Regions from separate parts of the Homo sapiens genome. Here region 1 is linked to region 2. Evidence: chromatin loops called from intact Hi-C (ENCODE). Cell type or tissue: PC-9. All regions are shown on one strand.

Evidence for each region. A loop is a pair of places that touch in the nucleus more often than their neighbours do. Peaks named below come from ENCODE experiments on the same cell type or tissue, not always from the same donor. Only the 100,000 strongest peaks of a DNase experiment are listed, where the experiment ranks them.
Region 1: it touches region 2 in a loop (17-fold over the local background); 2 of 110 quality-filtered maps call a loop at or near these places.

What each region holds. Positions count from the first base shown.
Region 1 is chr11:128,710,672-128,718,671 of GRCh38, forward strand. All of the region lies in intron 1 of FLI1 (Fli-1 proto-oncogene, ETS transcription factor), which reads left to right. Among named protein-coding and RNA genes, the nearest start is that of SENCR, 19 kb to the left of the region's middle. RefSeq lists enhancers at 4,936-5,461, 5,401-5,560, 6,501-6,600, 7,269-7,788. In PC-9, no CTCF peak of the experiment used is centred here; a DNase peak (open chromatin) is centred at 4,480.
Region 2 is chr11:128,206,798-128,214,797 of GRCh38, forward strand. It overlaps LINC02098 (long intergenic non-protein coding RNA 2098), which reads left to right and starts at 1,969. Exons shown (of 4, transcript NR_146647.1): 1 at 1,969-2,145; 2 at 4,841-4,922; 3 at 7,185-7,299. RefSeq lists an enhancer at 3,550-4,051. In PC-9, no CTCF peak of the experiment used is centred here; DNase peaks (open chromatin) are centred at 1,224, 1,814 and 3,904; H3K4me3 peaks cover 2,492 bases; H3K27ac peaks cover 5,456 bases.

The DNA.
Region 1 (8,000 bases), 500 kb after region 2:
TTATTTGTCTATCTTTGTGATGTTGGATTGTATAAAGGGTTTGGACATACTCATTGTCCTACCACCTTAACTACATAAAAAAATATAATCTCTTCAGCTACTAAGTTTCTGATTTTGCATTTGATATGGGAGCAATAGTATTTTATTGGGCTACACAAGGTTCCAAAATCTCTCTTTTGAAGATATTCATGTGTAGGAAACTCTGTAACAGATATAGCTCTTGCACAATTTTTAGGAGAAGAGATTTGGGAAACTTTATCAGTTTTTCTCAACCTTTTTAACTCTATCTTAAAGTCCAAGGAAAGTGAAAGATTAAGAAAACTTTCCTTATCAGGGCTGTCCAACAGAACTTTCTACAAACATGGAAATGTCCTGTTCTGCACTGTTCACTATGGTAGCCACTGTACTCTCTATTTGAGTGGCTATTGAGTATTTGAAATATGGCTAGAGAAAGGAAATGTAAAATTGTGTTCTTTTTTCATTAAGTCAATTAAGTTTAATTAGTTGATTAATCTAATTAATTAAATATGGTTAGAAGCTACCATAGTGGGCAGTACAAGACTGCATCATTCAAGTTAAAAACATCATCTTGAAATCTGAATTCAGTCAGAGGGGCATATTTACACGGATTATTTTGATCTGAGTCAGCAATGTGTTGTCCACATGGAGACTAACACTTCCATTTATTCTTATGACTAACATTAAAGCAAAGCAAAATGAAAAGTGAATGTTCAGCATTATCATGTTGGCCTGGGGCTGGAGCTAAGTTTTCTATCCCGTCTCCTGGCTTCATCATCAATTCTCTGCTGACCTTTAAGAATGTAATACTTTATTTCCCTTTTATCAAATGAGGGCATTTGGAATTTATCAAAAGGATAGTCACGAATCATGATCGAATGTTTATTGGGCTTATCAAAGAAAGGTATGGGCTTTGCCCTATACCTTTTCATTGAAAAATAATCTTGGCCAAAAGGAATCCCTATTATACATAATGGCGATTTCAGTTTCTCCATTTGCAAAATACTGGCATTGTACTTGCTTATTTTTAAGGTCATTTTTAGCTCTAATGCTTTATGCCACCATGAAAATATGATTTCCTATTAGGTAGAGCTCCATACTATTAACAGATGGTTTGCTTTTCTAGTTCCCAGATCCCTATAACCGTTTGTAATATTTCTTCTTAAGTATAAATGTGAACAAAGCACTTTAATTTAGCAAATAACCAGCTAAAGTGGTAGTCTTTGTCTTTTTTTAAAAAAATTTTATTTTAAAACTTACTAGTTAGACTGGTAGTCCTTGAAAGCCAATTTCTCTCCAATGAGTATTCCCTAGGTTTGTATTCAACACAGTTTGGTCGTTTGTCCTCTCCAAATCTCATGTTGAAGTATGATTCGCAGTGTTGGAGGTGGGGCCTGGTGGGAGGTGATTAGATCATGGGGGGCAGATCCCTGGTGAAGGAATTAGTGTCATCTCTGGGCGAGAAGTGAGTTCTGGCTCAGTTAGCTCGCCTGAGATCTGGTTGTTAAAAGAGTCTGGGACCTCCTCCTTCTCTCTCTTGCTCCTGCTCTTGCTATGTGACACGCTGGCTCCCCATTCACTTTCCACCACAATTGTATGCTTTCTGAGGCCTCATCAGAAGCAGATGCTGGCACCATGCTTTCTGTACAGCCTGCAGAACCATGAGCACCATGAGCCAAATAAACCTCTTTTCTTTATAAATTACCTAGCCTCAGATATTCCGTTATAGCTACAGAAAATGGATTAAGCTAGTGCTGTTCTATGGTACACTGTATTAGTCTGTTTTCACATTGCTGGTAAAGATATACCCGAGATGGGGCAATTTATAAAAGAAAGAAAGAGGTTTATTGGACTTACAGTTCCACATGGCTAGGGAGGCTTCACAATCATGGCGGAAGGCAAGGAGGAGAAAGTCACACCTTACACGGATGGCAGCAGGCAAAAAGAGAGCTTGTTTAAAAACCATCAGATGTCATGAAACCCATTCACTATCATGAGAACAGCACAGGAAAGACCCACCCCCAGAATTCAATCATCTCCCACCAGGTCCCTCCCGCAACATGTGGGAGTTATGGGAGCTTTGGGTGGGGACACAGAGCCAAAACATATCATACACTTTCCAAAGATCTATATCCTTGATATCCTGAGACATGAAGCAATTTCTCTCTACCCTTCATACTTCTCACCCATGGATAATAGAAATATATTGCCTGCTACACCTCCTGTGGTTTTAGAATCACTGTGAGGAATAAATACCCCAGGCTTTCTCATGGGGAGATCTGACTTCATTACTGAGGTCTCGCTAATGAGCAGACCTATAGCAGCTTTTTCTTTGGAAGTCTTCAGGTACACATCATTGCGAAGGTCAATCCTGTGTCCATCACTGAATGGCATAAATTTGTGAGGTGAACTGTTTAAAACAAAGATGGGCAGACTCCTCTCAGAAAATGAGGCCATGTTCCTAGAGGTCCAACTCTATGTAATGGTCTTAGGGGTGATGAAGCACTGTAGTCCTGCTTCTCACTCATACCTGCCCTCCAGAAAGGATAAAATTATAAATGTCCAATTAGAGTCTTTATTAGTCTCTTCCTATGTAGAATTTATCAATAGTTTGACAGTTCTGCAGCTCATGCATTTTCAGAAAAATCCTTCTTCAGTTTAAAACATTCCACCATTGTTTTTTGTTGTTGTTTTTTCAAATTGCATTGGGAAGAAGGTAAGGAGTATGTATAGAATACAATTCTGTGAACAAAGTGAGTGAGTTACTTGCTCCTTGAGGGCAGAAACTCTGGCCATTTGTCCTCAAGTCCTCAGTGCCTGACACATATCCATGTATTAATTGAGCTGCTTCTATGTGCCAGGTGCTGGAGTACAGCAGTAAAGCAGACAGGTATAGTTCCTCCTTGGACAGAGGTAATAGTCAAGGCAAAAAAAAAAAACAGTTATTGAGCTTGTTGTTATAAGTGCAAAGGGTTCTATGAAAGGGGAAGTATGGGGTGCCTCGGGAGGGCACAACGTGGGGACCTAACCTAGTCTCAGAGGTCAAAGGCTTCCTTAAGGAAGTGACATTTAGGCCGAACCCTGAAAGATAAGCCTCGGAGTCAGTATGAAAGAGAACAGGCCTTCCAATAAGTCTTTACTGGATGAGTGAATGAATGAAATGGCCACCCGGGGCATTGCTAAATTAAGTACCTTGAGCTTAGTCATCCTAACCATAGTCCCCCCAGGCATTATCTGTGTGGCCATAAGCCATTTTCTTAGCCACTCTCTTCTTCAGTAAAGGCAAGTAGAGTGTAATGAAGAATACTGTGAGAGGACAATTACCTTAGAAGGCATTATCAGACTAATGTTTTACTGAGTGCATAGAGTACATATCTATAGGTTAATATGCCTTTACTATGCAATGCATCCAGAAATTTCAAAGTCAAGAAGATTCTAGGAGGCTGAATTCCACCTTTAGAAATCTCAGCTATGAAAGCTCTGGGTTTCAACTTGATATAACTCTTCACTGGCCAGAAAAAAAAAAAAAAAAAAAAACGGCAACTCTTTGGCAAATAGAGCTCTGGAAGATGCGCTGGCTGGCGCCGACATAAACTGCTATCCTGATCTCCATCAAAGATGTGGGCCTTCTCATGCTGCAGTTTCCTCAACTGCAGAACAGGGAGATTCTTCCAATGATAATTTTACCTCGAAGTGATGTTGTAATAAAGATGGTGGTAAAAGCATTTTGCAAGACCAAAAAAAGAAACACCTACTAAACAGGCATGCTGTCTATATCTGGTGTTTGTTAGAATTTCTGAGGAAACCCTCTGGTCTAAGATTCTAGAGAGTCTACAGAGGTTGATAACTGGGATTGGCTTTTAAGATCTTTTCTGGAATGGCTGTTCCCTTTACCTCATTATTACTTTAAACAACTTTGGCAGGAGATATCAGTAATGCCAATAACAATAATGATGATGATGATGATGGTTACTGAGTAGTTACTGATGAGCCCAGCACTGTGCTAAACACTTGAAGGACCTTTTTTTTTTTTTTTTTTTGACAGAGTCTTGCTCTGTCACCAGGCTGGAGTGCAGTGGTGTAATCTCAGCTCACAGCAACCTCCGCCTCCCAGGTTCAAGCAATTCTCCTGCCTCAGCCTTCCGTGTAGCTTGGACTACAGGCACGCACCACCACGCCCAGCTAATTTTTGTATTTTTAGTAGAGACGGGGTTTCACCATGTTGGCCGGAATGGTCTCAATCTCTTGACCTCGTCATCCGCCAGCCTCAGCCTCCCAAAGTGCTGGGATGACAGGGGTGAGCTACCGCACCCGGCCCTTGAAGGCATTTTAGCACTTGACTTCCACCACAGCCCCAAGGAATCCATCTATCATGACTCGCACGCACCCAGTGAGAAGAACCAAGACATACGAAACTCAAGTGACTTGCCAAAAGTTGTGCAGCTAGCAGGTTCTGTCTGATACCAAAGACTTTACTCACTGCATATGTGAAATATTTTGAGATTTTCAGAATAAGAGCTCAGGGTTGCTAAGTGATTAAACATATACAATTAATTATTCCTGCCCTGGAAGACAAGAGTGTTACCATTAGCAGAAGTTTATTTTTGCAATTCCTCTGGCCTTCTGGTGTTCCCACATGCCTCCACCCCTTTTCCTAACGTATTGCTTGCCTGTTGTTTAAAGAAAACAAAAATTTATTCTCAAACTTGTCCAAATAGAAATGAATTGCATTAAAAATAGTGAAAGCCATGGTGAAGGACTGAAAAAGTTGAGGAGTCAATGACATTTGCAGAGCCCCTGCTGTGCAACTTCCATGGGACTACCAGGACCGAGGCTATATTTTATTAATAAGATCTCAATTTGTAAGGGTCATTTTATTATCTCCGTATCCCCCATCCCACCTCATTTAGTTGGATGATCTAGAGAGAAAACAGCATTTCTACCTTCTTGCAATGGAAACAATAGGCTTTGCTTGTGCCACTTTTATTTTCCCACTGGGGAATCTGAGAGATGACCTGATTGAATTCCACCCGTAAAGGTCATGCTTTGAATTCAAGGCAGAGGAAAAAAAATGAAGAAAACATTTTGCAATGATACCCCACGAGTCCTGAGCATGCTGGGGCCTCTCCTGGTTGCATTGTGGTCTGCTGATAAGGATAACATTAATGACAAGTGGAACATTTCCAGGACAAAGGAAATTCCCTGTTGTATTGTTTAAAGGAAGCCACCATCCACTAAGGAGAGCAAGGTTTGTGATGTAGGCACAGATTTCCCTGCAGGAGAGGCAGGGAGAGCTGCCAAGCTGCCTGTGAGTATGCCTGTCCTTAATTTCATCTGGGGAAGCATTTGCATGGTTAGAAGTCAATAAGGGGTCATGGCAGTTTATGGCATTGGTAGGGTTAGGAGCCAGACTGTTAGAAATGGAGGCACATTGGCTGGGGGAGTAAAAAGCCTGATTCATACAATGCAGCCCATTTAGGAATCATAGCAAAAGCACCAGGAGATTTAGAGAAGTTGATCTGGTTTTGAGTTTAAATTCTGGACCTCCTTCTCTCCCCACCCCCTCCAAGCCAAAATGTCAGAAAAGGGCCTGGTTTCCCTTTATGGAGTGCAAAATAAACAGATCCTCAGCAGCAGGAGAGGGGCCCAGTTCCCCAGCCCATAATGCCAGAGCTGGGGGTGGGGGTGCTGTGGGGAAAAGCAGTTATTCTTCTGTCTGGTTAGTATTTGGCATTGACTTTCATTTTCTCCAACCTCTGTTTTCTAGAAGCCTGCCTGTACGGGAAGTACAGGAATAAAGAGAAGCTGATCGTGGGGGTTTTCTTGCCAGACTTCAAAGGAGGTGGATTTTTGATTTTTGATAGTTTGGAGAGCTAGTTCCAAAAGTAAAAGCTGCTTTGGGGACTTGAACCTAGACACTGGGATCTTAGCCGTGTGCCCATCAGAGCCGCTGCTCTGCTCCTGATGGAATGGAGTGCTCTGGGCTTCCCACTCTCCTCTCCCAGTCCAGGAGGGCTGGAGCTCTGGGCATCTCAGGGTCAGCTGCGGTGAGCCTGGCCACAGGGCTCTGCATTCCTTCTGGGCTTTGCTTGGTTTGAGTGGGTGTGACCGCCAGTTTACTCTGGAGAAAACTGAGACAAAGAGTCTAAATTGGGCAGGATCTTGAATCTAATGACTTGTTTACAGACCCTGTACTTTTTCCAGTGCAGGGAGGAGGAAGAAGGCAGGGCATGCTCGTCACTGTGGGCATGGGCACATTGCTGTTTTCATCCTAAGGAGGTAGGACAGCTTCAGAAAGCAGCAGGGCATCTGCCTGGCAGCCAGCAGGCAAAGTGGCATGCTGTGTAATTTTCCAAGGTAGGGAGGAAGCAGTGGCGGCTTCTGCTTGGTCCTACCGGCTTGGCTTCCGGGGCACACGCTGCTCTGGGGAGAATGCCTGACCCTGCCACATGAAAGGCCTTGCTTCCTCCCACTTCAGCTTCAAGCGATGGGGAGATTACCCTCCTCACCCCTGCTCCAAGTGCATCACAACCCAGAGCACCCAGCCAAGAATGCACACCTGTGATGGGGCTAAGGAGGCCTCACTGGACCTGTGTAAGGAGAGAGGAGATTCCCAGGAGGACCTCACTAATAGAAAAGCACACGCATGATGGTTTTGCTATCGTGTGACATTTATTTCATACTTGCTACCTGTAAGAAATTCCTTGAAAACGAAATAGTATATGGCAAGATTTAAGGACTTGCTCTTCCAGATTCTGGAGGTCCTTCTGGAGCCCAGGGATGCTGTTTCTAAGGCATGTAGGTGCTGAGGGTCTACCCCAAAGGGCAGTTTGGGACTGCAGGGCAGGCAGGAAGTGCCTTTGTTTGTGTGCATGCCAGGCGGTTTATAAACATCCCCTTTACTTCCCTTGCCAACCCAGGAGTATATATTGCAATTACCACATTCTGATGAGGAAACTGAGGCTCAGAGAAGTTAAATCATTCACTCCAGGCCATACATCTGCTAAATGTGTCATGCTACATCCACTTTGCACCTAGTTTGAACAGGTTTACAAAGCAAGTCAGTAACCCCTGCATGCCTGGGTGCCTGAAGTTGAAAAGGGGTGGCTCTAAGATGTGGTCTACTACCTCTCCTGGACTGTTGCAGTTGGGTGTGGCTGATTTGAAATTGTGCTTCAAAAGAATGAGTTCTAGTCCCTGAATAGAGGAGCTCACACCACAGTGCACTGTAGATCTTTGTGATCCAGAAGTCCTCCAGATGTTCCCAAAAGGATCTCTAAGGTGTTGCTGGGGATGTTGTGTGTATAGGGAGTGTTCCCTTGGGGGCCTCTGAGCCCTCCTGGCAGAGAAGCCTCATAGATAATGGCATCCCCAGAAAACTCTACACTTGGAATGGGACCCAAATTAAATACAGCACCAGCAAGACTAACTGAGCCACTACCTGGAATATGTCAAGATACAGCAACTAACACTTACTTTATGTTTGTCATTTGCAAACCCTATCATGTCCGTTAATCCATTCAAATGCTGAGAGGTAGGCAGGGCAGCTATTATGATTCAAAAAAGAGGCCACATCTTTGTGGATTTGGGTTCTAATCCCAGCTCCTGCCGTCACTAGATGTGTGTGGTCTGAGCAAATCCTTCCACTTCTCCTAACCTTAGTTTCCTCATCTGCAACATGAGAAACTTGCTTTCCAAAGTGCCTCAAGCTATGGGAGTGGGGATACGGGAATGAGTCTCCCCAACATTCAGAGGCTCCCCCAGAGCTGGCAGCCCAAGGCACACCACTAAGTGCCACTGCCTTCTCCTCCCCTCTGCTGGCCGGATACTGACCAATGGAGAAACCAGGACTGGGGCGGGAAGGAGTAGGTGGTAAGATTCTTTTTCACTTGTTTCCTGCACCTGGAGACAACAGCAAGACCATTATTTGGATGAGTTATTGTTTAGAGTTTTGTTTGTTTTGGTTTGGGTTTTTTTAGCTT
Region 2 (8,000 bases):
CTCAAGAGCTGGTTGTTAAGAAGATCCTGGCACATTCTCCCCCTTTTGATTTTTCTCTTGCCATATAATCTGAACATGCCAGCTCCTCTTGCCCTTCTGCCATGAGTGGAAGCAGCCTGAGTCCCTCACAAGAAGCAGATGCTGGCACCATGCTTCTTGTGCAACCTGCAGAACTATGAGCTAAATAAACCTCTTTTCCTTTTGAATTAACAAGCCTGAGATATTCCTTTATAGAAACACAAATAAACAAATACAGGAGGTACAAACATAAAGGGGTAGCATGAAGGAGTTATTCTGTGGTGATAGAAGAATTCTGTATTTTGAATGTGATAATGATTATATGAATCTGTATATCGGACAAATTGCATAGAACTACATACATACACACATGCATGAATACATGTAAAAGTACTGAAAACTAAATAAGATCTATAGTCCAGTTAACAGCAATGTACCAATGTCAATTTCCTTGTTTGATGTTGTACTACCATTATAATATGATGTCATGCTTGGGGGAAGCTGGGTGAATGGTGCAGGGGTTCCTAGGTACTCTTTTGCACAACACTCTGAGTCTATAATTACTTTGAAAGTTTTTTTTTAAGCTAAGGAAAAGTTTCTTTCATTCAATAATCAACATCAACATTAACTTTCAACTGTTGACCTACATTACCACAGGGGTGAGCAGCTTGGGAGAAGAGGGCTCCTCAGTCTTGGTGCCAACGTGTTGTTTCTTGGCACCCCCACTGTTAATCTTGAGCAGACCTCCAGACCTACTCCAAATAAGCACACCAGTTGTGTAAAGCCAAGTATCCTGTTCAAGATCTTTTCTAGTCTTCATCCTTCCCTAGTTAGATCGCTACTTGAAACACTTTGGAAGCCACCATTAGATTGAGGGCTACTACTGGTAGTTCAGGGACCCAGATGGAAGAAGACACAGAGGTCAGCTGGAGAATTATAAGGTCTTCTTAATCTTATCCAATGTTTTTCAAGGATGGCAAATCAAATTCTGTCACTAACTTGGTTGTATTTATGTGACAAACGTTTAGTCAGTGCCTTCCCTGAAAGTCCTGAAACTTGTGAAAATGATTCCTGGTTGCCCAGTGCCTACAGGATAAATTCCACATCACTGAGTCGCTCACATAAACTCTTTCACAATATTTGCCCAACCTGCCTCTCTAGACCTATTTTTTTTCTTACTCCTTTCACCATCATTCTTCTTCAGGTTACCCTTACCCCAGAGGATATGATGCATTCTATATTCATCCACGTACATTTACTTGCAGTTTCACAAATATTGCACCACCCATTGTTCCTGCTAATCACTAAGTTTGGAATGTTCCCTCTGCCATTCCTGGAATATCCCTTGTCCCAACACACACATACATACACACACACACACACACATTCAAGCACAGAAAACACACACAAATCTTTTAGGGCCCAGTTCAAAAGTGGTTGCTTTGACATATTCCCTAACTAACCCCTGTGGTTTAGAATGGCCACTTCTTTCAGCTCCTCGCATTAGGAGGTGGAGACAGTTTTCCCCATTCTTGATTCTGGAATGGCCCAGTTAATTGTTCTCACCAGTTGAATGCAGTAGAGGTGGCACTGTGTGACTGTCCAGTCTCACTCAAGAGGCCTTGCAGTTTTTGTTCTCACTCTCTTGGAAAGCTGCTGCCCCCATATTAAAAACCTGGGTCAATATGCTGGAAAAGCCACATGGAAGAGAGCCAAGACACTCAGCTGCAAATTCGATGTTACTGCCAAGTATGTGAAGGAAACTTTCTTGGATCCTCTGGCTGCAGCCAAAACACCATGAGTAATCCCAAGAGATGCCAACAGAAGAGCTGTGTGGCTGAGCCCAGATCCCAGAGCAAAATCATGAACAATACCTTTTGTTTGAAGGTTCTTTTTTGGAATGATTTGTTACACCGTACTAGACAATTGATACAGCCTCGCCCCAACTCCAACCTCAAAAAACTAGTCATTCGGAATTCTGAAAGACCACAGCACTCTATGTCTACTTCTATTATAGATTCATATTTGACCATAATTATTTATTTCAACATTTCTCTGCACTACCAGACTTTGAGTTCCCTGGAACTAAAAATATTGCTTGGACCTCACGCTGTACCTGAATACCTGGTAAGCACTAAAGTAGTAATTGGCAAAGCAATGAAAAGCTAAAGAACTGGCCTTACTCAGGTTGATCCTGTCTGAGTGTGTTCGTCAAACCACAGGCAGAAGGAACTTTCACTTCATACACTGGAAAGAATAGTGAACCTCATGCCTCAGTGGTGTGGCTCACCTGAGGTTAAGTTTAGCAGCAGTAGTAGACTGGAACTTTTTAGAATGCTAAGATTCAACAGCCTCAGATGAACAGTATTTTACTAGCTCTGCCAATCTAAAAGCCTAGGGAACTCTTTGCTTGCAAATAAAAGAATATAATTCCAAGCAAAATCCTGTAAGACTTGGCTTTGAGTCAAAATTATAAAAATAAAAACATTTGATTTTTACAATTCCTCTCTAGAGTTTTGTCCAGCATTATCCAGATGAAGTTGAATTATTCAATATACCCTATAGTTATTTACATATAACTGGTGACATGGCTGAAAAAAGGAGGATCTTATCAATTGTCTTCAGATAATAATTTCTCCAGTTTAGAACCATATTTTGCCTATATGTTAGCTGGACGAGTCCAACTATTGAATCATTAAGTAATCCATTTCTAAGCATGGATATTAAGTTACTTTTTTACATTTAGTTAAGGTTGCATTATTGCATTTAGTACTATTTTCATCTTATGTGTTACTGTTAATATTATGTTATCTTTAATCACTAGATGAAGTTGGAAGGCAAAAAATGAGTAAGGGGCTTGGAAGAAGAAATTTTCAATTCTTGTTTTGCTTTGTCAGTGACTTGCTCCTTGTCCCTTTTCGTCTTAAATATTTGTCCCTAGTTTCATTACTGGCAATGCCTTTTAATGAAAAAAGAAATGTTTTAATTAACCACAATAGTATTTGTTTATGTTAACTTAAAAATTACAGCATTTGCAAATTTTTAACTATAACCAAAATCAACAGCTAGCCTAATTTTAAAAAAGACTTTAGAATGCCTTGATATCTATTGGAACATTACATATTTGTGATCCATTTTACTTTCTACTGTTGAACAGCAGATCCTTCTGGTTCAAGAAAGGCTACGACTCCTTATTAAGTTGCTGTAGTATTGGCAAAATACAAACCAAACTCTATATTAGTGACCCTGTATTTATTTGTAAGAAAATTTAATCCATATGATTTTGAGTCATTGTCACTTACAGTAATACAAGCAAATCATGCTGCGTAAGTGCTACTTGATTTCCAAGATGCCTTTTGAACCACCTTTTGAGGTGGTCTTTTTTATTTAGGACAAGAAGGTTTATTTTTACTGGTTGAAAAAAGGCTCAAGTTTGAGTAAAAATATGGGCATTCATCAAAACAGAGGATGAAAAACAGACTTCTTCAGACAAGTAACAGCGTAAGTGTTGAGGAGTGTTCTAGACAGATAGACTGACTCAGCTGTGACATGTACACTTTCTGGGCAAAGATTAACCCTCCTGCCAGCATAAGCCGACAGTAATAAGCAAGTCAACTTTTCTTTTCCACATTGTCCAATGTAGACAACTGGTGACTGAATTAAAAATGCAAATCAAATTATTGTAAAGTGAATGTGTGTTGATTTTGTAACATTTATTTAGGTGGGAGAGCCAGGGTTTGAATCAGTCTTGTGTTGTCTGTTGAACTGGGTGCTGAATGGAATCCACCTAAACTGGCTCGTCCTCAAACTTCATACCAGAGCAATGAATCACCTTCAAAGCTAACTCAGGGAGCATATTGGCTCCAAAGACCATTAACCCTGGGAACTCCCCAACTGAAAGGTGGGACTGGAGAGATTTAGAACTGCTGGCTTGGAGTTGTGAGTCATGGTTGAATGCCAACAACCTGGCATAAATCACAGAAGCACTTGAATTTCACATTCATTACTTACAACAGTGTGGAAATTGCTCAACATTTATGGCAGACATGCATTCCACAGATATAAAAATAAAACTTTATTAGAAAACTTGATATTAAATTTAGACACTGAGAATTAAATTCCAGGAGAGCCAATCTTTATCAAATCATAAATAAGAAATAGAGTGGTTCCATTGTTTAACTTTTCTTTTTCATAATCTATATGGCTAAAAATCTTAATCAAAAGACATGACATTTAGAGACAAAAAAACATAGATTTAAGATCCTACTCTGCTGATCACTAGTTAATTGATGTTGGGAAATCACAAAACTCTCTATTGTAGCTTTAGTTTTTTCAGCCTAATGTGCATCATAGGGTTAACATCGAGATCCAATGAGGTACTATGTCTAGCAACCTTTTAGAGACATTAATTTAGAGTCATTCATTTATTCTTTGGATTATATGTGCAAAATTGAGAAAAAGGCGTAAGCACAAAATTTCATGTGACTAAAACTCAGGAATCTCTGAATATTTTTAATCTCTGTAGGAAAATGTTGTAAGATCTATAACACTGTATTTCAATCTGTTTCTAGGCATTAAGAACTTATTTGCCTCATAACCCAAATTCCTGCTCCCCAATAAAAAATGAGTAACATCAGGGTATAAAATGCCAGCTGGAAGAGTATTCGCAACCATATACAATGAAGAGTCACACTTCCAAGAAGAAAGCCGATGTCCCACTTCAGCATCAAATCTAAGACACTGCATTTCACTTTTTCTGTACAAATATCATAATCTGTTTGTTAATCTCTTGGTTTTATTTCAAAAATGAAACTATATTTAGAGAGGGAACAAATTCTACCAGTTGCTGTTGGAAGCAAAAGATCTTTTTCATTCTTGGATGCTTTATATTTGGACAGAGAAAGGTACATATTTGAACCATATGTGAATTCAAGTCTAATGTATTAGTTTGATTGTGCCAGAGTTCCTAGAGGGCTCCAGAAACCAAAGGATGTGGCTGTTCACCCTAATTTTGGAGAATTGAATGCCTTTGCTCACAGTAGGAATCCAGAATAGAACGTAGCAACTTCTGTTCCTCATGATTTTGTATACTCCATCCATAATCATCTGTCCTCATTCCAGACGCTAGCTTGGTTTACCGTATGGTAGCAAAATCAGTCAGTTTTCATTTTCTCGGGGAGAGAGGAGACTACTGGCAGGAGGAAGAGGAAGGCAGAGTAGAATGACAAAATTGTGTGTGTGAAACATGGCTGCTCAGCCCAGTACTAGCAATAGCAATCATTTTGCTATCTTTCTTCCATGTCTATTAAGTGAGAGTTTGGCCTGGTTGATTTCTAAGATTTTTTCTATGTCCAACAGTGAGCAATCTTATCAAATTCTTGAACTAGGCCACCACAGATGACTACAATCATTTGGCTCATATAAAGATGAATTAATGCAAAAAATGCTTGCATAAATGAAGGTATGGCACAAAAGAAATATAAATGGAGGTAAAGAGAGCTATACCATTTTAATGCAATCATGATTTTGACTTCAGTACACTCTGGAATATACCAATCAAATTACAACATCTTCTCCCTAAGGCAGGCATTTCAGTAGTGGACATAAGAGAACTAGTGTATCAGTCAGGATCCTCCATAGAAAAAGAACCAAGAGAATATGTCAATCCACCCTTGTTTGTTTGATTGATTGAGTAGTTGCCTCATCCCAGTTGTCAGGACTGTCAAGTCTGAAACCCATATGTCAGGCTCACAGTGTGGAAACTCTGGTAGGATTTGATGCTACAGATTTGATGCTAGGGCCTTGAGACAGAATTCCTCCTCCAGGGTATCCCTTAGACTGTCCTTCAACAGACGAATGGTTCAGCTTACTGTGCTGTTCAGCTTTCAATTGATTGGATGACATTCGTCCACATTATCATGGGTAATACCTTTTACTTAAAGACAACTGCATCAGCAAAATAACTTCACAGTAACACCCAGACTAGCGTTTGATTAAATAACCTGCTTTTTAGCTGAGTTAACCAGAAGACTAACCATAACAACTAGTATAGTGTTGAGTTAAAGAATATTCCCTTTTCAATAAAACATTAGGGATTCCGCAAAATAGAGTTAATGCTCTGAAATTTGTCAGCGTTTGTAACAGATTTTACATTTCTGCCAGTCCATGTCAATATTTTCTTCATGCGTCTAGTTTCCAGTTTATTTAGTTAAAGATGCCCAAACCACTTGGTGATTGAGCAAATGACTTTGTTTCCAATGGCATTATGTATAGGAATATTTTAATAGGAACTTGTTCACAAGTCTACATTTATGCACATTTTTGAATGTTAAAAAATTTACAGAATTTTTTAAATCAATGGGCATAACCATGTAGAATCTTAGAACTGCATGGGCCTTCAAGATTATGTCGCTCTACTTTTCACTCAATGCCACAATATCTTCTTCCTTAATGTTGAAATTTTTAGTAGAATATTCCTGATGATGGGTAGATTACTACTTCAAATATCAGTGGATTCTCAGTTCTAAATAGCTCATTATTGGAAAGATCTTTCACGAGATGGCCTGTGTCTATCAACCTGATAGTTCCAGCCACTGACCATCTCTCTGCTCTGTAAAGACATGTATGATAATCTATCATTTCTATAAATCCAATCCTAGTTTCACATATGATCTCTAAAATATTTGTAAACAGCTCCCTGCTTTCTTCACCATGCCTCAGGTGGCACTATAAATTGCTTTCACTATCTCCCTAATCCCCACTATGCTCTAAAAATAAAAAAAAGGAGTATTAATTCATCAGATGTTTATTGAGTTGAATCTATATGTAAGATGCTAGATGAAGTTTTGGCATTGTGCCATTTATCTAAAAAACTCAGACAAAGGCATTTTTAGTCAATGTAATAAAGCCTTAAAATGAATTTAAGGCCAAGATATAGGTATCCATACTTTTAGAATAACTAAATCTTGGTTATTCCTTCACAACAAAAAAGGCAAAAGCCATGTTAATAAATGGATAATACGTTTTTATGCAAACTAGATACACACCATTGGAAGGAAATAGCAATGTTGGTGAACTATGTTTGAGTTTAGGAATTTAGTAGGAAATCAGATAACTTCTGAAGATAACCATTTTCTTTTCCTTTTCTTCTTCATCAATCCAAACAGAATCAGAATCCATCCTTCTTTTTCCTAACCGGAATTTGAGAGACATGAGAAGGGAACTAAACACACAGGCTTCAGGATCTGGTGGAAAGAGATAAGGTGTCTCAACGACTGTTGGGTAAGGATGGGGTGTCAGGGACATCTGAACGAAGAAAGAGTTTAAAGGAGAGGCCTGTGGAGAGGCACAAATGTGTCCGAGATTGGTGGGTTCTTGGTCTCACTGACTTCAAGAATGAAGCCGTGGACCCCTGCCGTGAGTGTTACAGTTCTTAAACATGGTGTGTCAGGAGTTTGTTCCTTCTGAAGTTCAGACGTGTTCAAGAGTTTCTTCCTTCTGGTGGGTTCTTGGTCTCGCTAGCTTCAGGAGTGAAGCTGCAGACCTTTGCGGTATTACAGCTCTTAAGACAGGGCATCTGGAGTTGTTCACTCCTCCCGGTGGGTTCGTGGTCTCACTGGCCTCAGGAATGAAGCTGCAGACCTTCGTGGTGAGTGTTACAGCTCGTTAAAAGCAGTGGGGACCCAAAGAGTGAGCAGCCACAACATTTATCAGAAAGAGTGAAACAACAAAGACTGGGTTGCCACTGCAGGCTCGGGCAGCCTGCGTTTATTCCTTTATCTGACTCCACCCACATCCTGCTGATTGGCCCATTTTACAGAGAACTGATTGGTCCATTTTACAGAGAGCTGATTGGCCCGTTCTGACAGGTAACTGATTGGTGCATTTACAATCCCTGAGCTAGACACAGAGTGCTGATTGCTGCATTTACAATCCTCCAGCTAGACCGTAAAAGTTCTCCAAGTCCCCACCAGATTAGCTAG